2 separate regions of the Homo sapiens genome follow, and region 2 is linked to region 1. Evidence: chromatin loops called from intact Hi-C (ENCODE). Cell type or tissue: B cell. All regions are shown on one strand. Each heading gives the region's core, and the rest is flanking DNA. Links, peaks and the distances in the headings are about the cores only. Region 1 overlaps TNRC18 (trinucleotide repeat containing 18). Region 2 overlaps FBXL18 (F-box and leucine rich repeat protein 18).

Region 1 (11,770 bases), core at 1,993-9,992:
TCCGGCTCAGAATTTTTTAAAAATAAAAATAAACAGAATTGGGACCTTGCAGGACAAAGAAAGAAGGGGTAGCCATGGAGAGAGGAGAAGTCACCTAAGAGAGCACACAGAGGCCAGGCATGGTGGCTCACACCTTTAATCCCAGCACTCTGGGAGGCCGATGGGGGAGGATTGCTTGAGCCCAGGAGTTTGAGACCAGCCTGGGAAACATAGTGTGACCCCATCTCTATTTAAAAAAAAAAAAAAAAAATTTAAATAGTTTTTTTTTTTTAAAGGGCACACAGAATGACAGCCCTAAGAGGCAGGCAGGTGCTAGGGTGCTGGGTAAGGGTCCTGATTCTCTGCCTAAGCCCAGAGTCCTATGGGATCCCAGGCCAATTAGAGATCTCTCAGGGACTCAGGTACCCCATACCCAGCTGCCCCTGCTAAGGCCAGGGATGCAGGACCTGTCCCTGGTCCACTGGGCCGATGTCTTCTCTCCAGCACCGCCTTGTCAATAATCATGCCATTGACAACACCCACAAACAAAAGGGCTACCCGATACCTGTTCTCTCATCCAATCATTCAAACAGCACTCCCAGCCGGAGCAGTGGCTCATGCCTGTAATCCCAGCATTTTGGGAGGCCGAGTTGGGTGGATCACGAGGTCAGGAGTTCGAGACCAGCCTGATCAACATGGGGAAACCCCATCTCTACTAAAAATACAAAAAATTAGACGGGTGTGGTAGCAGGCGCCTGTAGTCCCAGCTCCTCAGGAGGCTGTGGCAGGAGGATCTCTTGAACTCAGGAGGCAGAGGTTGCAGTGAACCGAGATCAGCCTGACCAACATGGTAAAGCCCTGTCTGTACTAAAAATACAAAAATTAGCCAGGCGTGGTGGCGCACGCCTGTAATCCCAGCTACTCAGGAGGCTGAGGCAGGAGAATTGCTTGAACCCGGGAGGTAGAGGTTGCAGTGAGCCAAGATTGTGCCACTATATACTCTAGCCTGGGCGACAGAGCAAGACTCCATTTCAAAAAATAAATAAATAAGTAAAATACAACCAACAATAAAAAAACAGCTCTCCCACACAGGCATCAGGTCTCTGCTCTCCCGTCTGTAAAATGGACCTAATGGGCTTAATAGGCCGGGCACAGTGGCTCATGCCTGTAATCCCAGCACTTTGGGAGGTCAAGGTGGGACGATCGCTTGAGCCTAGCAGTTCAAGACCAGCCTGGGACACATGGTGAAACCCCAACTCCACCAAAAACGAATACAGTAGTTAACCGGGCGTGATGGTGTGCACCTGTAGTCGCAGCTACTCAGGAGGCTGAGGTGGGAGAATGGCTTGAGCCTGGGAGGCGGAGGTTGCAGTGAGCTGAGATTGCACCACTGCACTCCAGTCTGGGCGACAGAGCAAGACCCTGTCTCAAAAAAAAGGGCCTAACAGTCCCTCCCCCGGGCAGGGCTGGCTCTGAGGCTGAAGTGAGCTGAGTGTGCACTGGGCTGTGGTAAGCACCCTGTGTGTTTGTGGTCATCACTAGGATTTGTTGGCCAAAGAGAAAAGTCTCAGGGACAGAGAGGTAGTGAGCTGGTGGCAGACAGTCCCGAGAGGCAGGCTCTCCTCATCCAGACCCTCTGGCATCTGCCTTGGCTGGTTAAAGTGGGAGGCTCAGGTGCGACCCCAGCCTAGAAGGCCCACTCTGTGCAGGCTGGGCACCCTCGTGCCTGGATTCAGATGCCTTCCCCAGAGTGTCCAGGAAGAGCAGACTCGCTGACCTCATCTGTACAATGGGCAAAGTACTGTAAGGACTGGATGGGGTCCTGTGACTAGAGACGCCTCTGGCTGAACCTGTCTCCTCCTGGGCTGAACACAGCAGCCGCAGGATTCGGGATGACGGTCAGACCTGGCCCCGCAGGAGGAAGTGGAGGGAGAGTGGCTGGGGAGGGCCGGAAGAGCCCTAAGCCTGCAGCAGGAGCTCCAGGGCTGCAACCTTCCAGGAACCACGAGCACCTACAGGACACCTGGGAGGAGGAAGGAGGAAGGAGGGAGGAGGGAGAAGGAAGTACCTAGCGCCCAACATCCAGAACCTGTCAAAGCCAGAGAAGACAGAGGAGCTTGGAGGTCTGCAGGCCCATTCCTTTGCAGGCAGAAAATCAAAGTGAGGCTCTAGAGAAATCCAGAATCTGCTCACGACCCCGGGGAAGCCAGGCCTGCAGAGCCCCTACATTGAGGGGCATGGCTGCAGAAATGCAGAAGAAAAGGCCCCAACAGCCCCAGGTCCCCCCGCTCTGGGAAATTTTTTTTGTGGAGATGGGGTCTTGCTATGTTGCCCAGGCTGGTCTCGAACTCCTGCCCTCAGGTGATCTTCCCACCTCCACCTCCCAAACTGTTGGGATTACAGCTGTGAGCCACCATGCCCGGCCTGCTCCTGTAATTATTAATGAGCCTACTGTGTACCAGGGATACAGTGCTGAGTAGATCACACTAGGCCCTGAACTCAGGGCTCACTCCGGTGGGAAAGCGGGTAGTTCATGAATGATGAGATAATCTGTCGTCACAAGCAAGTGATGGAAGTGGGTGCGGAAGAGGGGGTCTCTGAGCTGAGCCGGAGGAGGACTGGAAGGTGGTCTGTGGCATGGGGTGTCAGGCTGAAAGGAGAGGAAACAGCTCATACAAATGCCCTGTGACAGTGACAAGAAGAAGCCCTGAGCGTTTGAGAAACAACAGGGAAGCCAGGTGACCTGGGACCCACCAGCCCCAGCTCAGCGATGACAACAGAGGGGCACATGAAGTGGCCAGAGTGGCTGGGACGTCAGCCCAGCAGCCCTCAGCCCCGACCCCGGCATGTTCCTTACCTTCATGGGCGTGGGCGGCCCACAGCTGCACCATGGGCAGGTTGCTAGGGGTTGGGGAGCGGAAAGACAGGTCAGAGGGCAGTGGCACTGGGCTCCCATGGGACGAGGCCGAGGGCCCCATCCCGCTGGCCACAAAGCTGCCCAAGAAGGCCTCGCCTGCAGAGAGAAGTTGGGAGGACCGTCAGGCAGACAACCAGGGAGGCGCCGCCGCCCCAGCCCACCGCCCCGACCCACCGCCCCGAGACCGCCGCCTCTCCCCAGCTGTGTGGAGCTGATGCTGGCCAGGAGACCAAAGAGGGTTCCCCTGCTCCGGCCCCACCCCTGGGCTGCAAGATGGTCCTGGATCAACCCAACCAGACCCAGGGCTTGAGAAAGCACAATACGGCAGGAAGCCCCCCACAGCAGACCCTCAGCCCTGGGCACCCCGCACCCTCGGAGGAGGGCCTTCCACCCCTGCCGCCCAACCAGCCCAGATCCGGCCCGGCACCATTCTCCCCATCTGCAGGTGGAATCCTGAAGTCGGTGGCGCACTGGGACTTCCAGAGGCCACAGGGCAAGGCGGTGGGGGACTTACAGGCGGGGGGCTCATATGCTGAGCTCTGCAGGCCCAGAGAGGACACCCACCCTCCAGCCAGAGAATCACCTCCCACAGCAGCCCTAGCCAGCCCCGTGTGCCCATTTCACAGAAAAAGAAGGTGAGGCTCAGAGATGGGAAGTGCCAGGTCACACAGCCAGAAAGCAGGGACTCAGAATGCAGCCCTGCAGGGTGTCCCCCAGCCCATGGCTGGCACCACCGAGCCACAGTGGCTTAGGGAATGAATCCGTGATGAATGGAGCGGCAGGCGTGGGGGCCGCTAAGGGAGCCCCGTGGAGGGCAACCCCTCCAGACAGCAGGCCCCACCCCGGGGTCACTGCCAATAGGGGCCACGGGGCAGACTGCTGCTCAGAAACATGATGGAAATCAGCAGGGCCTGGGTGGAAGCCACAGCCAGCCCCGCCATGCCCCACGTGGCCAGGCCCACATCGGACAGGGTGCCTCCCAGCTGCCACCCAGGGGCTCTGTCCCACGAGCCCCAAACGCCATCCCCTCTAAGGGAAGACCCTGGCAGGCCTCTGGGTCACAGGTCAGAGAGAAGCATGCAGGCCCTGGCGCACGGGGCTTCCCTTACCAGGTCTCGGTTTGCACATCAACAAAATGGAGATAAACATGCCTCCCTTCGGGAATGATAGGGAAGGAAGCATGTGTTTAACCACAATGACAATATAATGAGGCCGAACACGGTGGCTCAAGCCTATAATCCCAGCACTCTGGGAGGCCAAGGCAGGCGAATCACAAGGTCAGGAGTTAGAGACCAGCCTCACCAACATGGTGAAACCCCGCCCCTACTAAAAAGACAAATACAAAAAATTAGCTGGATGTGGTGGCGGGCACCTGTAGTCCCAGCTACACGGGAGGCTGAGGCAGGAGAATCGCTTGAAGCTGGGAGGCGGAGGTTGCAGTGAGCTGAGATCGCTCCACTGCACTCCAGCCTGGGCGACAGAGAGAGACTCCGTCTCAAAAAAAAAAAAAAAATGCTAAAAATTAGCTGGGCGTGGTGGCGGGCACCTGTAATTTTAGCTACTCGGGAGGCTGAGGCAGGAGAATCACTTGAAGCCCGGAGGCGGAGGTTGCAGTGAGCCGAGATCGCTCCACTGCACTCCAGCCTGGGCGACAGAGAGAGACTCTGTCTCAAAAAAAAAAAAAAAAAAATGCAAAAAATTAGCTGGGCGTGGTGGCAGGCACCTGTAATTTTAGCTACTCGGGAGGCTGAGGCAGGAGAATCACTTGAACCCAGGAGGTGGAGGTTGCAGTGAGCTGAGATCGTGCCACTGCACTCCCGCCTGGGCAACAGAGTGAGACTCCGTCTCAAAAAAAAACAATATAATGATAAATAATGACAACAGGCCGGGCAAGGTGGCTCTCGCCTATAGTCTCTGGAGGCTGAGGCGAGAGGATGGGTTGAGCCCAGGAGCTGGGAGACTGCAGTGAGCTGTGACTGCAATTACAACACTGCACTCCAATCCAGGCGACAGAACAAGACCTGGACTCAAAATATAAATAATAACAATAACCAGCCATGGCACCCATTCGCTAAAAGCTGGAATGCACCAGGCACCGTGCAGCTGATTTCAAATCCTCCCAGCAACACCCTCAGGAGGTGGCAGCAAAGCACCTCCAGCTGGGTGCTACCACTGGCCAGCCCCCAGCGGAGGGATTCCGTGTGTACCCTAGAGCTACCTCCTTTAAGGCCCTGTGTTGTGAGCACTGTTTACAGGGGGCATGGATAAGTTATGTGGCTTTGCAGGAGATGTGGGCTCCTAGATGGCCCCGGTCCAGCCTGTGGGAGCTCACAGATCCCAGTCCAGCCTCTGAGTCCCCAGTGCCTCCCTTCTCCCCAATAAAGGGCCTGTATACAAGTGCTCACTGACCGCCTCCCAGGGGCACAGGATCCCAGAATATCCAACCCATCTTCTTTGGGGTACATGTGGGGAAACTGAGGCAAAGAAGGGCAGGGCCTCCACCTTGGGCCCCAAAGACAGGAGTGGGCAGAGCAGCAAGGGGTGCCCTCGGGCCACACGCCATCACCACCACCCCGTGTCCGGCCCCCAACACTCCAGTCCAGCCAGGCCCAGCCCCCTCACCGGACTCCAGCGCCAAGCCCTCGGGCCCCGGGGCCTCGGTGGCCAGTCAGTTCATCCATGCGGCCCAAGCCGGGGCAGCAGGGCCTCCAAGCCCTGCTGAGCCCCGGGCTTCCGCCTTGCTGTGGCAGGCGGGTGGGTAGAAGGCTCCGGAAGCCAGCAGCCAGGGTTTGCGCAAGAGCTTACATCAGCCGCCAGCTCTTCCTGCCGCAGGCTGCACGGAAGCCTAATGGCCCAGGCCGGCCCCTGCCCGGGCTTGTGAAACCCGCCCAGCAGCACCCAGGCCCGGATGCCAGCCAACGGCTCCTGCCCACCACAGGGCTCAATGGCACCCAAAGCCCCTCCTCCCAGGCTGGGCGGGGCAGCCGGGAACCCCCAGCATCCCCAGCAAGGCAGTGCCGTTCTCAGTGCCTCAGTCTGCCACTCTGTAAAATGGACACACAATCCCCACTCAGCTATGGCGATGAGGCCAGCGTGCCACCCCCCTCACCTCACTCTCCAGAACAAACAAACTTCTCCCTGGTCACGTCAGGAGCCTGCCCCTTTCCCGCCTGGCCCGTCAGGCACGAACTCCCAGGCCTCCTAGAATGCTCCTCCTTCACTCCCACCTCGGGTCTCCCTGGGCCCCAGAGAAGCCTCCAACAGCCACACGACCCAAGCAGGCCCCAAGTGACCTGTGACCACCCACAACCCCTCGGAAACAGATCTGCCAGCCTCCTTGTGGATTTCATGCCTCTGTCTTCCCCGAGAGACAGTTCCCTCCTTGAGGGCGGGGACTATCTTCCTTACTTCCTGCCATATCACAGTGGCTGGAACCTGCCACCTGTGACCTGCCACCCAGGACATACTTCTATTTGGGATTACCCAATTGCACGAGTGTTGTTTCTTTTTTTAGAGACAGGGTCTCACTCTGTTCAATTCACCCAGGCTGCAGTGCAGTGGCTCGATCATAGCTCGCTGCAGCCTCCAACTCCTGAGCTCAATCAATCCTCCAGCCTCAGCCTCTTGGGTAGCTGGGACCACAGGCACACATCATCAGGCCCAGCAAAAAAAAATTTTTTTTTTTTTGAGATGGGAGTTTCGCTCTTGTTGCCCAGGGTGGAGTGCAATGGCGCGATCTCGGCTCACCGCACCTTCCGCCACCCGGGTTCAAGTGTTTCTCCTGCCTCAGCCTCCCAAGTAGCTGGGATTACAGGTATACCCCACGACGCCTGGCTAATTTTGTATTTTTAGTAAAGATGAGGTTTCTCAATGTTGGTCAGGCTGGTCTCGAACTCCCAACCTCAGGTGATCCACCCGCCTCATCCTCCCAAAGTGCTGGGATTACAGGCGTGAGCCACCGTGCCTGGCCACCCAGCTAATTTTTTTCTTTTTCTTTTTTGCAGAGATGAGGTCTTGCGATGTTGCCCAGGCTGGTCTCAAACTGCAGGCCTCAAGCAATCCTCCTGCCTTGGCCTCCCAAAGTGCTGGGATTACAGGCATGAGCCACCGTGCCCGGCCTCTTTTCTTTTTTTTAAAGACAGGGTCTCTCTCTGTTCACCCAGGCTGTAGTGCAGTGGCTCAATCATAGCTCACTACAGCCTCCAACTCCTGAGCTCAATCAATCCTCCAGCCTCAGCCTCCTGGGTAGCAGGGACCACAGGCACACACCATCACACCCCACTAATTTTTTTCTTTCTCTTTTTTGTAGAGATGGGGTCTTACTATGTTGCCCAGGCTGGTCTCAAACTCCTGGCCTCGTGCGATCCTCCTGCCTTGGCCTCCCAAAGTGCTGGGATTACAGGCATGAGCCACCCTGTCCAGCCATAAATGTGATTTCCAATGTTCCCAGGGCCAACGCAAAGAGATACACATTAGGGTGAGGAGAGGATCAAGGCATCCCGCAACTCACAAAAGAGGCTCTAAAATAAACCCCGAAGAAGCACAGCCCATGCCAGGCCATCCTGCCTGGTCTCCTTCCATCTCTAGACTATACTCCAAGCCCCCACAGTGCCCCCCTGCCCCACCCACTGCTCACACCCACACCCAAGGACCGAGCAGTTGCCATCCCCCCGTTTCACCAAGAAGGATGCAAGCCTCAGGGTGCCAGGGGGCACTGAGTTAGGCCCAGAGCTCACTGGCCTCTCGAAAGACTTGACTGGAATCCCTCATACCAACCTGCGGTATGGGGGTCTCCCTGCCTCTCGCCCTAGGCTGAGCTCAAGACCTGGCTCCCCAAATCAAGTAACTGGCTGCCGCCTACTCACCCCAGTTATTATCTCACCCGACACCTTAGAAGCTAAGACCAATGACCGTCAAAACCTAAAACACACACCTGGGCACAGTGGCTCACACCTATAATCCCAGCACTTTGGGAGGACGAGGCGGGCAGATCACTTGAGGCCAGGAGTTCAGCCTGGCAGACATGGTAAAACCCCATCTCTACCAATAATACAAAATTAGCCGGGCGTGGTGGCACACAACTGTAATCCCAGCTACTCAGGAGGCTGAGGCAGGGGAATTGCTTGAACCCAGGAGGCAGAGGCTGCAGTGAGCCAAGATCGCGCCACTGCACTCCAGCCTGGGCAACAGTGCGACACTGTGTCTCAAAAACAAAAACAAAAAAACCTAAAACACACAGCCGGCACGATGGCTCACACCTATAATACCAGCACTTTGGGAGGCCTAGGCGGGTGGATCGTGGATCACTTGAGGTCAGGAGTTCGAGACCAGCCTGGCCAACATGGCGAAAACCACCCCCCGCCCCCGCCCCGTCTCTACTATAAATACAAAAATTAGCTGGGCGTGGTGGCAGGCGCCTATAGTCCCAGCTACCTGGGGAGCTGAGGTGGTGCGATCATGACTCACTGCAGCCTCAACCTCCCGGGCTCAAGCAATCGCCCCACCTTTGCCTCCTGAGTAGCTGGGACTGCAGGTGTGCACCACCATGTACAGCTCATTTTTATTTTTTCTTTTTCGTAGAGTCAGGATCTCACTATGTTGCGAAGTCTGGGGTCTAGAATTCCTGGGCTCAAGCGATCCTCCCACCTCGGCCTCCCAAAGTGCTGGGATGACAGACCTGAGCCATTGAGCCTGGTCTATGATTATTGTTATTATTTATGGTTACAAACCCTGGAGCTCAGAGAAGCTAAAAGCACCTACTACAAGGTCAGAGTCCGTGTCTGCTTCTAGCCAAATGCCATTTGTCCTTGCTTAAAACAAAAATTCAGAGCTGGGAGTGGTGGCTCATGCCTGTAATCACAGCACTTTGGGAGGCAGAGGCGGGCGGATCACCTGAGGTCAGGGGTTCTAGACCAGCCTGACCAACATGGTGAAACTCCGTCTCTATTTAAAATACAAAAATTAGCCGGGCATGGTGTCGTGTCCCTATAGTCCCAGCTACTCGGGAGGTTTTTAGGAAGGAGAATCACTTGAACCTAGGAGGTGGAAGGTGCAGTGAGCCGAGATCACGCCACTGCACTCCAGCCTGGGCGACAGAGTGAGACTCTCTCTCAAATAAATAAATATTCAATTTTGAAACCATAGATAGCTGGTGATTACACAGGATGAATACACCAAACACCACTAAAGTATACACATTTCAAATGGTTAATTGTATGCCACGTGAATTTCACCTCCATGAAAAAAATGCAAGCTGTAGCCTGGCGTGGTGGCTCACACCTTTAATCTCAGCACTACCAGAGGTCAAGGTGGGCAGCAGATCACTTCAGCCCAGGAGTTCAAGACCAGCCTGGGCTGATAGAGACTCTTATCTCTACAAAAAAATACAAAAAAATTAACCGGGTGTGGTGGTGCACGCCTGTAACCCAGCTACCCTGGAAGCTGAGGTGGGAGGATTGCTCGAGCACAGGAGGCTGAGGCTGCAGTGAGCTGAGATTTCGTGCAGCCTGGGAGACAGAGCAAGACCCTGTCTCAAAAAAAATTTATTAAAAATTAAAACTAAGGCCAGGTGCGGTGGCTCACGCCTGTAATCCCAATGCTTTGGGAGGCCGAGTGACTCACCCACCATGTCTGGCCCACCAATGCAATCTTCCCTCTGCAACAGTAGTTGCTGGGGACCCTTCTAGAAACTGTATGGTGGGCACCTGAAGTCCTCCCTGGTTCGAGTCGGGGGGGGGCGGGGGGGCTGCATGTGATCATGATAGGGATATAAGTTCCTTAAACAGCAAAGAACCAGAAGGCTTTGTCACTGCCAATGGGCTAGTCCAGAGTAGCTCCGGCCCACCTCTGCCCCTCGCCCTGAATCAGGTCCTCCCTCCAGATATACAGGGAAGACCCTGCACACTCCCGCCTGTCTATACCCTAACTCCTTCACTCCCTTCTCTTACAGCTCAGCCTTCCCTGTCCTTTTTCACATTGCAACTTACCCTGCCACGCCCTTTCCTGAAATGTTTTTCTCCACTGCTTATCACCTGTTATCACAGGTGTTAGTTCCTTATTGTCTCTGCCCACTGAAGACAGCAAGCTTTTCTTTGAAAGGGTGTCTGCTGCCTGTTGCCAGGAAAGCACCCAGACAGTAAACGATTGGGCGTTGCTCTGTACCAATAAAACTTTATTTACAAAAACAAGACGTGGGCCACATTTGGCTAGACTGCTCACCCCAGCATTACTAGGTATGCTACGAGTTATTTTTTATTCCTAGTCCTATGCTGCACATCGGAGGTACTCAAGTAGTATTTACGGTAGGAACTGGGCACAGTGGCTCATGCCTGTAATCTCAACACTTTGGAAGGCCAAAGTGGGAGGACCGCCGGGAGCTTAAGAACGGCCTGGTTGGCCGGGCGTGGTGGCTCACACCTGTAATCCCAGCACTTTGGGAGGCCGAGGCGGGCAGCTCACAAGGTCAGCAGATCAAGACCATCCTGGCTAACACGGTGAAACCCCGTCTCTACTAAAAACAAAAAGAAAAAATTAGCTGGGCGTGGTGGCGGGCCCCTGTAGTCCCAGCTACTCCGGAGGCTGAGGCAGGAGAACGGCATGAACCCGGGAGGCGGAGCATGCCGTGAGCTGAGATCATGCCACTGTACTCCAGCCTGGGCAACACAGCGAGACTCTGTCTCAAAAAAAAAAAAAAAAAAAAAAAGAACAGCCTGGGCAACAGAGCAAGACCCCATCCCAAAAAAATTTTTTTTAGGCCAGGCACAGTGACTCATGCCTGTAATCCCAGCACTTTGGGAGGCCAAGGCAGGCAGATCACTTGAGGTCAGGAGTTTGAGACCAGCCTGGGCAACACGGTGAAACTCCATCTCTACAAAAATTAAAAACAATTAGCCATGCATGGCGGTGTGGGCCTGTAATCCCAGCTACTCAGGAGGCTGAGGTGGGAGAATGACTTGAGCCCAGGAGGCGGAGGTCGCAGTGAGCCGAGATCGCGCCACCACACTCCAGCCTGTGACAGAGCGAGACCCTGTCTCAAAAAGACAAAAAAAAAAATTAGAAAATAATATTTATGCGGCTGGGCGCAGTGGCTCACGCCTGTAATCCCAGCACTTTGGGAGGCCGAGGCAGGCAGATCACCTGAGGTCAAGAGTTCAAGACCAGCCTGGTCAACGTGGTGAAACCGCATCTCTACTAAAAATATAAAAACTAGCCGGGCGTGGTGGTGGACGCCTATAATCCCAGCTACTCGGGAGGCTGAGGCAGGAGAACTGCTTGAACCCAGGAGACAGAAGTTGCAGTGAGGCGACACAGTGCCACTGCACTCAAGCCTCGGCGACAGAGTGAGACTCTGTCTCAAAAAAAAAAATATATTTATGGTGTGGAATGGGGGGGCAAGGTCCTGATTAGCTGGAGGAAGGGTGCCCAGGCCTTCCCTGCAGCATTCTCTGGGACCTGCTTCTCTACCCTGTGCTCCCCACTCCTGTCAACGGGGAGAGGGATTGGTGTCCCTTTTACAGATAAAGAGACTGAGGCTCTCACTCCCAAACCTACACTTCTCCACTCAGCCGCACCACCCAGACAAAGCAGAAGCGTCTGTTAGACATAGGTTGCACATTTTCAATCCCAGACAGCCCTTCATAACCAAACACATTACATTTTATCTTCACTTTTTTTTTTTTTTGAGACAGAGTTTCACTTGTTGCCCAGGCTGGAGTGCAATGGCGTGATCTCAGCTCACCGCAACCTCTACCTCCCGGGTTCAAGCAATTCTCCTGCCTCAGCCTCCCGAGTAGCTGGGATTACAGGCATGCACCACCACGCCCAGCTAAATTTGTATTTTTAGTAGAGACGGGGTTTCTCCATGTTGGTCAGGCT
Region 2 (11,770 bases), core at 2,088-10,087, 80 kb after region 1:
TTGTATTTTTAGTAGAGACGGGGCTTCACCATGTTAGCCAGGATGGTCTCAATCTCCTGACCTCGTGATCCGCCTGCCTCGGCCTCCCAAAGTGCTGGGACTACAGGAGCCCGCCATCACGCCCGGCTAATTTTTTGTATTTTTAGTAGAGACGGGGCTTCACCGTGTTAGCCAGGATGGTCTCGATCTCCTGACCTCATGATCTGCCCTCCTCGGCCTCCCAAAGTGCTTTTCATTTTTACTTTAAAGGCTCGCCACATGGACAAAGGCCAGGCGGCTTCACACACTCAGTCGACTCCAGGTACAGACCCCTGACCTTTTCAGGGCTCTTCGCATGTTCTGGCCTCCCTGGCGTAGTGCCCCCCACAAAACAGGGGCATCATGGCCAGGCGCGGTGGCTCACGCCTGTAATCCCAGCATTTTGGGAGGCTGAGGCGGGAGGATTTCTTGAGCCCAGGAGTTTGAGACCAGCCTGGGCAACACAGTAAGACCCTGTGTGGTGTGGTGGGGCGCACCTACAGTCCCACCTCCTCGGGAGGCTGGGGCAGGAAGATCACTCAAGCCCAGGAGGTCGAGGCTGCAGTGAAGCAGGATGACGCCACTGCACTCCAGCCTGGGTGACAGAGCAAGACCCTATCTCAAAACAAAAATGAAGCAGGAGCATCAGCTCAGGAGGTGTGTGGGAAAACACAAGTTCCCCCAGACCTGGGCTGAAGCCGCTGCCCCCACTACACCCCCAGCACGCCCCTCAGCAAGGCCAAGGCCAACACCAACAGGCCCAGTGCACTAAGACGCACTTTCTAAAAATGGCCACAACATGACCTCCCACCCCAAGAGGTCTTCTGCAATGACAGCTCATCACTCATCCTGGCAAGTGGGGGGTCTGTGCCCCGTCTCTTGACTGTGGCAGCTTCTGGGACTGCCTTGGTCAACAGGGTGTGGAAGTGATGCCATGTGACAGCCAAAGCCAGGGCCCGTCCTTCTGGTTTTCTGGAGACGCTTGCTCTTGGGACCCAGCTGCCACGCTGTGAGGAAGCCCAACTAGCCTATGTAGAGAGACCACATGGAGAGGCCACTTAGACCACATGGAGAGACCACATGGAGGGGCCACATGGAGAGGCCACGTGACAAGGCCACATGGAGAGGTCTCATGGAGAGGCCACACGAGGCCACATGGAGGTGTTCTGGCCACAGGCCCCACTGAGGTCCAGGTCAACACCAGCATTGACCACCAGACCTGCGAGTGAAGATGCTTCCAGGAGACTTCAGTCCCCAACTGCTGAGTCACTGTGGTGGAGGCTCCAGACACCATGGAACAGATAACTCGTAGTGCCATCCCCTGTGCAAATACCTGCCCTGGAGAAGCCGTGAGCACCCCACAGTGGCCGTTCTGGACCCTGAACTTGGGAGTGCCTTGTTATGTACAAGACAGAATGTTTCTGGCTATTGCTCAGCCTTGGCGCTCCTCTCCCCCGCTTGCCTGTCACTGTAATGACAGTCTCACATGTTCCTCTGAAGGAAGGGCTCCTGGGCTTCCTCGCTGCACACATTCCCATCCTCTCTCCCCTGCTGCAGCCATTGGCGTCGGCAGCACAGAGTATCAGCCCCCACCCACTGCCCAATTCCCCAGCACCGACCGCTGATTTCCCTCCAGCCAGACACAAGACATCACCAGGGGACGGTGTGTACATGTCAAGCTGCAGGCAACGGCTCAGACAATGTTGGGCAGGATGGGAGGCTCCTGGCCCTATGTCGCCATTTCTGCCAGAGAAACACCATCACCTCAAGAACCAAGCCAGAAGGAGGCATTGCTGAGTCCCTGGCTCATGTGAGGGGCCCCACCCTGGCCGCTCCGTTCTGCAGCAGCCCTGGAGCCCACCCTCTGCCGGCAGCCCTGTCCCCATCCGGATCCTGGTGCCTCCTCCCACCTCCTGCCACATTTGGGCCGAGCCTCTTCCCAGAGCCCAGGACAGGTAAAGGAGGTCTCTGCCCCAAACTGACACTGCAAATACACCAGCCTCAAGAGCACAAGTGCCGGGTGCGGTGGTTCATGCCTGTAATCCCAACACTTTGGGAGGCCAAGGTGGGTGGATCACCTGAGGTCAGGAGTTCGAGACCAGCCTGGCCAACATGGTGAAACCCCGTCTCTACTAAAAATACAAAAAACAGCTGGGCATGGTGGCACATGCCTCTTACCCAGCTACTCAGGAGGCTGAGGCAGGAGAATTGCTTGAACTCGGGAGGCAGAGGTTGCAGTGAGCCGAGATTGTGCCACTGCACTCCAGCCTGGGCGACAGAATGGGACTCCATCTCAAAAAAAAAAAAAAAAAAAGCACATGCACTGCAGATTTCACTCTTTTTTTAGGTGGAGTCTCACTCTGTTGCCCAGGCTGCTGGAGGGTAATAGTGCGGCCTTGGCTCACTGCAGCCCCCACCTCCCAGGTTCAAGTGATTCTCCTCCCTCAGCCTCCTAAGTAGCTGGGACTACAGGCGTGCGCCACACCATGCCCGGCTAATTTTTGTACTTTTTGTAGAGATGGGGTTTCACCATGTTGGTCAGGCTGGTCTCAAACTCCTGACCTCAGGTGATCCACCAGCCTTGGCCTCTCCAACTGCTGGGATTACAGGCGTGAGCCATTGTGCCTGGCCCAGATTCCACTTCTATGGGGCACCCAGAGGAGTCAAACTCATAGGGACAGGAAGTAGAATGGTGGGTGCCTGGGGCTGAGGGAGGGGGCTGGGGAGTGAATGTTTAATGGGGACAGAGTTTCAGTTGGGAAAGATGAGAAAGTTCTAGAAGCGGATGGTGATGATGGCTGCACAACACTGTGATGTGCTTAATGCCACCGAACTGTGCAGTTCGTTTTTTTTTTTTTTCTGAGACAGGGTCTCGCTCTGTCACCCAGGCTGGAGTGCAGTGGTGCAATCACGGCTCACTGCAACAGTGACCTCCCAGGCTCAAGCGATCCTTCTGCCTCAGCCTCCCCCTAAGTAGCTGGGACCACAGACAGGTGTGTGCCGCCATGCCCGGCTAATATTTGTACTTTTTGTAGAGACAAGGTCTGACTACGTTGCCCAGGCTGCTCTCAAACTCCTGGGCACAAGTGTTGTTTCTGCCTCGATCTCCCAAAGTGCTGGGATTACAAGCATGAGCCACCGCCCCCAGCTTGAACTATGCACTTTATTTTACTTTTTTTTCTTCAAAAAAATCCTCCGCTGGCAAATTATGCACTTTATTTTTTATTTATTTATTTATTTATTTATTTATTTATTTATTTGAGACAGAGTCTCGCTCTGTCACCCAGGCTGGAGTGCAGTGGCGCGATCTCGGCTCACTGCAAGCTCCGCCTCCCGGGTTCAGGCCATTCTCCTGCCTCAGCCTCCCGAGCAGCTGGGACTACAGGCGCCCGCCACCACGCCCAGCTAATATTTTTGTATTTTCAGTAGAGACGGGGTTTCACCGTGTTCGCCAGGGTGGTCTTGATCTCCTGACCTCGTGATCCGCCCGCCTCGGCCTCCCAAAGTGCTGGGATGACAGGCGTGAGCCACCGCGCCTGGCCAAATTATGCACTTTAAAATGGTTAAGATGGTCCAGGCCTGGTGGCTCACGCCTGTCATCCCAGCACTTTGGGAGGCCGAGGCGGGTGGATCACTTGAGGTCAGGAGTTCGAGACCAGCCTGGTCAACATGGCGAAACCCCGTCTCTACTGAAAATATTTTAAAAATTAGCTGGGCGTGGTGGTGGGTGCCTGTAATCCCAGCTACTCCGGAGGCTGAGGCAGGAGAATCGCTTGAACCCAGGAGGCGGAGGTAGCAGTGAGCTGAGATCACACTACTGCCCTCCAGCCTGGGCGACAGAGCAAGATTCTATCTCAAAAAATAATAATAAAATAAAATGAACAATGCTGAGGCTGTTTCCACAGCCCTGAGGGAAAGCCTAAGCTGACTCGGCCCTGCCTGCCTTCAGCCAGCCACCACTTTTGCTGTCTGAGCTGCCACCAGACCACAGGGAGGCTTTTGCAGTGTGTAGCCTGCACAACCGTGCCAGTGTACCTGCACTGCTCCCTGCCAGGCCCATCCTGACCTACGCAGCCTCCTCTTTCACCTTTGGCCTCCCCAGCCCAAGGCTGTCTCAGCTGTCACCTCCTGATGCCCCCTGGGGAGTGTCTGCCCCCCGCTTTGGGTCTTGTGTCTCCATCCACACACCTCTGTTTCAGACAACCCGCCTCCCCAAGCACGGCACCCGCCCCCAACCATCGGAAGTGAACAAAGCTACCAGCCTCGGACCCAAGGAAGGGGTTGTAGGCAAGAGGTCAAAGTATCCGTGCTGGAAGGACCACACAGCCGCCTGGCTTTCTAAATCAAGTCCATTTTATTTGAAATTTTCCACATGCCACACATGTACATGAAAATTCCCATCCAGAATGTAGTTTGCTACAGTGAACACCAATGTCAGGAGCAGGCATCACCGTGAGACGCCACGGGGGCAGGTCAGCGGGACGGGGACAGGGAGGTTGGTCATCGAAAGGCAGGTGATGCATGTCGTGTCATTTAGCACCTGGTCATGAGATACGGCGAGACCCCCAGGTCCAGGGAAAGGTCTCCCCTTAAAACCACGTGGAGCTCTGCTGTCTCTGGGCAGTCTCACGTGGACAGACAATGCTCAGAAGGTGGCGAAGGGGCTGGAGGGAGATACCACCGACGGCTGCAGGGGAGGGGCACGCACACACACAGGCACGCACATGCTTGCCCATGAACACCCCCCGGGCACACACACACCCTTGCACACTCCCCACCCTCCCTCCACCCCAGACACATCAGCACAGCGGTCCAGGCTCTGGCTCACTCCCCGGGAGGCTTCTGTGGCCAGGGTTCCCATGGCGGGTCTGGTGGCAACAGCTTGGAGAAAAGCCTCCCGGGACCAACCCTCATTCCCAGGTCCACTGATCTGGGGTAGGAGTAGCCAAGTGTTCTGACAGGCGGTTTTCCCGTAAACCGACCCCTTCAGCGTTTCTGCTTTTTGTTGTTTGTTTTCTGAGACAGGGTATTGCTCCGTGGCCCAGAGTGGAGGGCAATGGTGCGATCTTGGCTCACTGCAACATCCAACTCCTGGGCTCAAGCAATCCTCCTGCCTCAGCCTCCTGAGTAGCTGGGACCACAGGCACATGTACAATGCCCAGCTAACTTTTTTTTTTATTTTATGTAGCGATACAGTCTCACTATGTTGCCCAGGCTGGTCTCGAACTCCTGGGCTCAAGCGATCCTCCTGCCCCAGCCTCCCAAAGTGCTGGGATGACAGGCGTGAACCACCACGCCCGGCCCCTCCCATGTTTCTCAAAGGAGCTTTAGAGAGCAGAGGAGCCCGAGTCACTGCCACCACTGGGTTCCTCAGTGTCTGTGGGGTTTGTGTTCATCATGCCCAGTAGATCTAGAAACTTCTTTTGTTTTTTTTTTTTTTGAGACGGAGTCTCACTCTGTCGCCCAGGCTGGAATGCAGTGGTGCGATCTCAGCTCACTGCAAGCTCCGCCTCCCAGGTTCATGCCATTCTCCTGCCTCAGCCTCCTGAGTGGCTGGGACCACAGGCGCCCGCCACCACACCCGACTACTTTTTTGTATTTTTAGTAGAGACGGGGTTTCACTGTGTTAGCCAGGACGGTCTCGATCTCCTGACCTCATGATCCGCCTGCCTCAGCCTCCTAAAGTGCTGGGATTACAGGCGTGAGCCACTGCGCCCGGCCAGATCTAGAAACTTCTAACTTGAATCCCACACCCCCAAGTGCAAATGAGACCCATGACCATCACAAAGACCCCCCAGCGTCGTGGTCAAGGCTACCAGGAACTGGCAGCAGCGCTCTGCCCACGTCCACAGGAAGTGGCCGACGTCTCCTCTGCCTTTGGTTTAGTGGCCCCACACTTCATCACCTCACTTTGTCCATGAATTTCACACGTTTTCTTACAAGAGCTCTGTAATGCGCCAGGCACGGTGGCTCACACCTGTTATCCTAGCACTTTGGGAGGCCGAGGCAGGAGAATCACTTGAGGTCAGGAGTTCAAGGCCAGCCTGACCAACATGGTGCAACCCCATCTCTGCAAAAATACAAAAATTAGCCGGTCATGATGGCAGGTGCCTGTAATCCCAGCTACTCAGGAGGCTGATGTGGGAGAATCGCTTGAACCTGTGAGGTGGAGGTTGTAGTGAGTGAGCTGAGATCGTGCCACTGCACTCCAGCCTGGGGGACAAAGCAAGACTCCCTCTCAAAAAAAAAAAAAAGGCTCTGTAATTTTCAGATCCTAAAAGGAGCAGATAACAGGGGAAGAGGAGGTGGGAGGCTGCCACAGCGCTGCCTGCTGGGGGATCAAGGTCCCCGCATCCAGGCCTCCAGCACCCTCCATCCCTGCAGGAGCACTGCTGGCACCGCCAAGGCCGGAGCACTGGTCTGGAGCTTCATTGGCCGGCAGGGGCCCAGCCCTCAGCTGTTGGAGCCCTACGGCTCTAGGTCTGGCCCCTCCACAAGCCCTCCAGGCCCACGCCTGAGCCCAGCCCCGGTCCCCTGGGTCCAACGGCCTGTGGCTCTGGGTCCGGACCCAGGGTGTGGTTGAGGGAGGGCGCTGCTGAGCTGGCAGGCAACCCTTGTGTGTTTGCAGCGCAAGAGGAGCTCAGCCCGTCCTGGCTGCCGTCCTGGGTCGAAGCAGCAAGTGTCTTCCCGCCCTGTGCACAGACAGGTCCCAGGAGGGCCTCTTGGAGAAGAAACCGCTCAGGCCCATGTCCTGGCAGGGCCTCTGGGGGCAGCAGATGGCAAGGATAGAGCCCGCCCCCTCTGCTGCAGAAGGAAGCGGCCCTCACCCAGCCCCCCTGGGCTGGACGGGCCGTTGAAAACAAGAAAAGCCTTCCATAGCAGAAAGGAGTACTCAAGGCCCAGAAAGGCAGCTTTGCTCTGGGTCATCAGGCTCAAGTGCCTGCTCTGGGCCACCTTCGGAAGCCTGGTGGAGCCGAGTGTTGCCTGGTGACGTGGAGCAGGAGGCGGGGCGGAGGCTGCGGGACACGGGGCTGCAGGGCCGGGAAGGGGGTCAGGAGAATAAATAGCAGCTAGGTGTGGGGTGAGCTGGGAGCACAGGCAGGAGGGGGCAGCCAGAGAGGTTGGGGCTCTCCCTTTTAAAGAACAAAGGGATACATACCCTTTCCCCTCCTCCCTCCCTCCAACCCCACAGTCTCTCCCTCACATACACACACGGAAGACGTGACTCACACACACATGCACACACAGGGCACAGGTACACGAAGGCACACGTGCACACACAGGGCACAGGTACACGCAGGCACATGTACACACAGGCACACGTGCACGCAGGCACACGCATGCAGGCACATGTGCACACACAGGGCACAGGTACCCGCAGGCACACGTGCACGCAGGCACACGCACGCAGGCACGGGGACAAGTGCTGACCACGCTCCTCCAGCAGGCAGCATATGGTCTGCTGCTTAACAGCCGAGCTCTGCCAATTGGGGACCATTAGGGTGGGTTCTTTTCCCAGCATCAAATGCTGCAGAATATAAATTGCAACTAACGCTGGTGCCAAAATAGCACTTAGAGAAAATAAGCACGTTATTAACATCTGGTGAAGCCCATCTCGGGGGTAGCAGCAGCGGAAATTCTTGCTCTAAGTCAGAGGATGGTTGCAGGGGACACTAAAAATACAAGGTCCACTGTTTCAGGGGTGCTTTCCAAGGCACTGCACCCCAGCCTCAGGAACAGCCCTTCCCCCAGTCCTGTCTATGAGTATAAATTATGCTGCTGGTTAAAACCGCTTGCTCATGAGAACAGGACACCCAGGCGCGATCGTACACACGCTAGGATGCATTCCTGGAGCAGACGCAATTCTCTAGCCCGAGTGGGGAATGTTCTGGAGGAAGGAGTGGGGCGGAGCTGCGGTGCCCAGAGACACAGGCCCCCTGAGGGTCCGGGAACCTCCCAGGCCACTCGCCCCTGCCTGGTCGGAGAGCAAGAAGTGGTCAGTCCCAGGAGGCACCACACCACCCGATCTGATCGCCGCGCCTGGTGGTCTCCAGGTGCCATTTTAAAGCTCTAAAGAAATGCCCAGGAACTGTGGGTGGGGGGGGTGCTCCCACCACCTCTGAGACCCTCATCTACAGCCCCTGCCCCCTGGGGCCGTGGGCAGCTGGTCCTGCGGCCTGCAGACTAGGAGACGGGGCCTAGGGGTGTGGCTCTCACAGGCCATGACAGGAGGGCCAGGAGGCCTCTGGGAGGCGAAGGCTTGGTCTGGTGTGGGTCCCACCATCGGGCACTGCTGGAATCAGCCTGCAGAAGGGTCCCTCTGGCCAGGAGGCAAAGGTTCTGCACTGGGTGCAGCCTGGGGCTGGGAGAGGACCCGTGGGCTTCAGAGAGGAGGCGATGACCCCATACATACAAGAAAGTCAGGGTGAAGTGGGAGGAGACCTCAAACCCCAGATCCACCTGTGCCAGTGAGCAGAGGCGCCAGGGTGGGGTCAAGACTGCCAGGTGGAGAGCTGGGAGGCAGCCTGCACAGGAGGGCTGTACCTCCCCACAGCTCTGACCCCAGTTCTCCAAAGGCCTCCTGGACAAGGAGCTTGGCCCCCAGAGCAAGGAGCTGCTGAAAACCATCCCCACTCAGGGGCAGGGCCGGTGATTGGAGGCCTGGGGATGGTGTACCCCATTTTTTAACAGCAAAGCAAATGTGAGACACCACCCCACAGGACGGGGCATCTGTCACACGGAAACCCAGGAGGAGGAAGGCGGGCTGGACAAGGGGCCCTTCACCAAGAGCGGCCAGGGCGGCGGTCCAGGCTAGCAGGGCCCAACTACAGCCCCCTTTGGAAGCCACTGGCCCAGGGACAGCTCTAGGAGCGCCTGGAGGTGGAGGACGGCAGAAGCGGCCACCGTGGCACATGGGGTGAGGACTCAGATGCCAGGAGGATGTCCTCATTTTTGGAATAACTTTGTTTTTTTCTCTTTCTTTTTCAGAGATGGGGTATCCCTGTGTTGCCCAGGCTGATCTCAAACTCCTGGGCTCAAGTGATCCTCCCAAAGTGTGTTGAATATATATATATATATATATATTTTTTTTTTTTTTTTTTTTTTTTTTTTTTTTTGAGGCGGAGTCTCACCCTGTTGTCCAGGCTGGAGTGCAATGGTGTGATCTCGGCTCACTGCAACCTCCGCCTCCCAGGTTCAAACGATTCTCCTGCCTCAGCCTCCTGAGTAGCTAGGATTACAGGCGCCCGCCACCACGCCCAGCTAATTTTTGTATTTTTAGTAGAGATGGGGTTTCACCATGTTGGCCAGGCTGGTCTTGAACTCCTGACCTCGTGATCCACCCACCTCAGCCTCCCAAAGTGCCGGGATTACAGGCGTGAGCCATCGCGCCCAGCTGAGTATTTTTAAAGTCTTAAATGAAGTCATTTGAAATGGGGTCATGTGATTGCTACTCCAGCCTTAAGAATCCTTTCTGGGTTTTAATGTTTCGCGTTATTCTAACAAAGCCGAATGTGTATCGATTTCCCCAGGAACGCGCATGGACCTTCCCAGGGAAGCTGAAGGCCGTGGGGTGGGTGGGAGGGGGAGGAGGCCTCTCTCGTTAGAAACGGGCCCTGCTGGTTGGGCTGAAAAGTCACAGGAGAGGCTCCAACCAGCAGTCCCAACCTCAGGGGACCTCTCTGGGGCCACAGGCATCATCTGGCTAGAAAAGCCCCAGAGACATGAGTGGGCTCAAGTGTGTCCTAATGGGATGGAGAGTCCCAAGTCTGCAGCCACTAAACTGGCAGGCCCTTCCCCATGTCACACTTGACCATGCAAGGGGACACTCAGATACACGGTGACCAGCCCGGCCGACTGGACTTCAGGGGGACAGCATGTGGCCGCCCATCCACGGGGCCCCGGTGGCAGGTGACCACAAACACAACAGCCAAGGGACACGCTTCCCGGTCGGAAGTGGCAGGGGGTTCGGGCCCTCCAGGCCCGTGGACAGGGCCCCCAGGGATTGCGGCTCAGTATACAAACCCCCCAGCCAGGCCCCAAGGGTCAGCCTGGTTCAGCCAGCCCCCCACATCGACCGTCCCCCGAGCCCCCTCATGTCACCCAGAACGCATCCCCTCGACCTAAACTTCACAGAGCAACAGTCCCCATGAGAGAGCCGTGGAGACGCCGGGAGCCCCAGGAGCCAGGTGGGGCGTGGCTGGCCGGGAGAGAGGCCCCCTTCCTCTTGTGACAAACCAAGGGTCCCTGGCGTCCCAGGCTCCTGCAGCTTCTCGAGGTGACTGAGACCGATGGGCGGCGGCTCCGCCTCTCACCACCACAGGTTCGGCGGTTCCTCGGCCACTCTGCTCTTAAATAAGGTGATCTCATCCAGGTGCACCAGGGGGACGTCCCGGATGACGTCGGTCAGGCCCTCGTGGAGCAGAGGGAAGATGACGACGTTTAACGCGGGCCGCTCGGCCTGGAAGCTGAACCAGAGACAGGCGGTCAGCGGATTACATGGGTGGCCACGGAGGGGGCGGAGCCTGCTGGGGAAGCCCAGGAGGCACTCACACCTGCCTCCCCGTCCCGGGCTCACCTGGGGCTCCCAGACAGACCATGCCTGCCAGAGTCACCCTCTAAGTGCCTCAAGGGCCCTGTACGTGGCAGACAGAGCTGGGGAGGAGCACGGCAGCCGGGAACAGGCCACACGCTTCTCTCCAGGCTCAGGGGGCACCCGCTCCATGCCAGCCACGAGGATCAGAGGCCCCGGAGGCCAACCCTGCTCTGCAGACGTGCTGCTGGGCCCCAGGGCAGCAGAGGGACCCCACTGCAGGAGTGGCAGATCCGAGGCCCCTGGCCCACGGAAGCCCCACGGCCAGGACAGAGAGAAGGGACAGGTGCCCACACCCCACAGCCGCAGGTGGGCCACCTCAAGGGGGTGCGACTGCCAAGTCAGTGAGGCAGCAGCAGTCGCTGGGAGGAGCAGATACCCAGGTGGCCACTCAGGAAAAGCACACGTTTGACCGCATGACAAATGGCAGGTAGGCGACCCCCCCCCAATGCCCCCACCCCCAGGCGACCAGCCCCCGCCACGCTGTGCACGAAAACTCATGCACAATTGCCACGGGGTGCCCACCGAGTGCCAGACGCTGCATTGAGCTCGACAGACATGACCTCATTTTGCCTTCCCCACAACCCTACAACCAACCACAGTCCCCCAGCGGGCCATGAAGCAGAACAGGGACCCCTCCACAGTCAGAGCAGGCCACCAGCACAGCCCTACTGGCCCTCCTAGGCCAAAATGCAATGCAAGTGCATTTGTGGCTTGCCCCTGTAATCCCAACACCTGGGAGGCTGAGGTGGGAGGATTGTTTGAGGCCAGGAGTCCCAGAACAGCCTGGGCAACATAGGGAGACTTTGTCTCTATAAAAAATTTTAAAAAATGAGTCAGGCATGGTGGTGCATGCCTGTCACCTCAGCTACTTGGGAGGCTGAGGCAGGAGGACCACTTGAGCCCAGGAGGTAGAGGCGGCAGTGAGCTAAGATCACGCCACTGTACTCCAGCCTGGGCAACACAGTAAGACCCTGTCTCAAAAAAAAAAAAGAAAAAGAAGAAGAAAAGAAAATACAAAGACGACCCAAGTGCCAGCCCGGGAGCTCCAGGCAGAAGGAAAAACATAGCAGTGCCCCAGAGAGGAAGACAAAAACATCCAGGACGGGCGCAGTGACTCACACCTATAACCCCAGCACTTTGGGAGGCAGAGGCAGATGG

Evidence for each region. Peaks named below come from ENCODE experiments on the same cell type or tissue, not always from the same donor. Only the 100,000 strongest peaks of a DNase experiment are listed, where the experiment ranks them.
Region 2: it touches region 1 in a loop (8-fold over the local background); 19 of 110 quality-filtered maps call a loop at or near these places.

Annotation. Positions count from the first base shown.
Region 1 is chr7:5,391,604-5,403,373 of GRCh38, forward strand. TNRC18 (trinucleotide repeat containing 18) reads right to left here. Exons shown (of 30, transcript NM_001080495.3): 3 at 2,837-2,992. Among named protein-coding and RNA genes, the nearest start is that of TNRC18-AS1, 22 kb to the right of the region's middle. RefSeq lists enhancers at 6,029-6,398, 9,821-10,322. In B cell, for the core only: a CTCF peak has its summit at 5,031 (motif pointing right); DNase peaks (open chromatin) are centred at 5,128 and 5,768; H3K4me3 peaks cover 1,520 bases; H3K27ac peaks cover 1,739 bases.
Region 2 is chr7:5,471,448-5,483,217 of GRCh38, forward strand. It overlaps FBXL18 (F-box and leucine rich repeat protein 18), which reads right to left. Exons shown (of 5, transcript NM_024963.6): 5 at 4,350-10,484. The coding sequence ends at 10,328. Among named protein-coding and RNA genes, the nearest start is that of MIR589, 19 kb to the right of the region's middle. In B cell, for the core only: CTCF peaks have their summits at 6,782 (motif pointing right) and 6,982; a DNase peak (open chromatin) is centred at 6,784; H3K4me3 peaks cover 1,026 bases.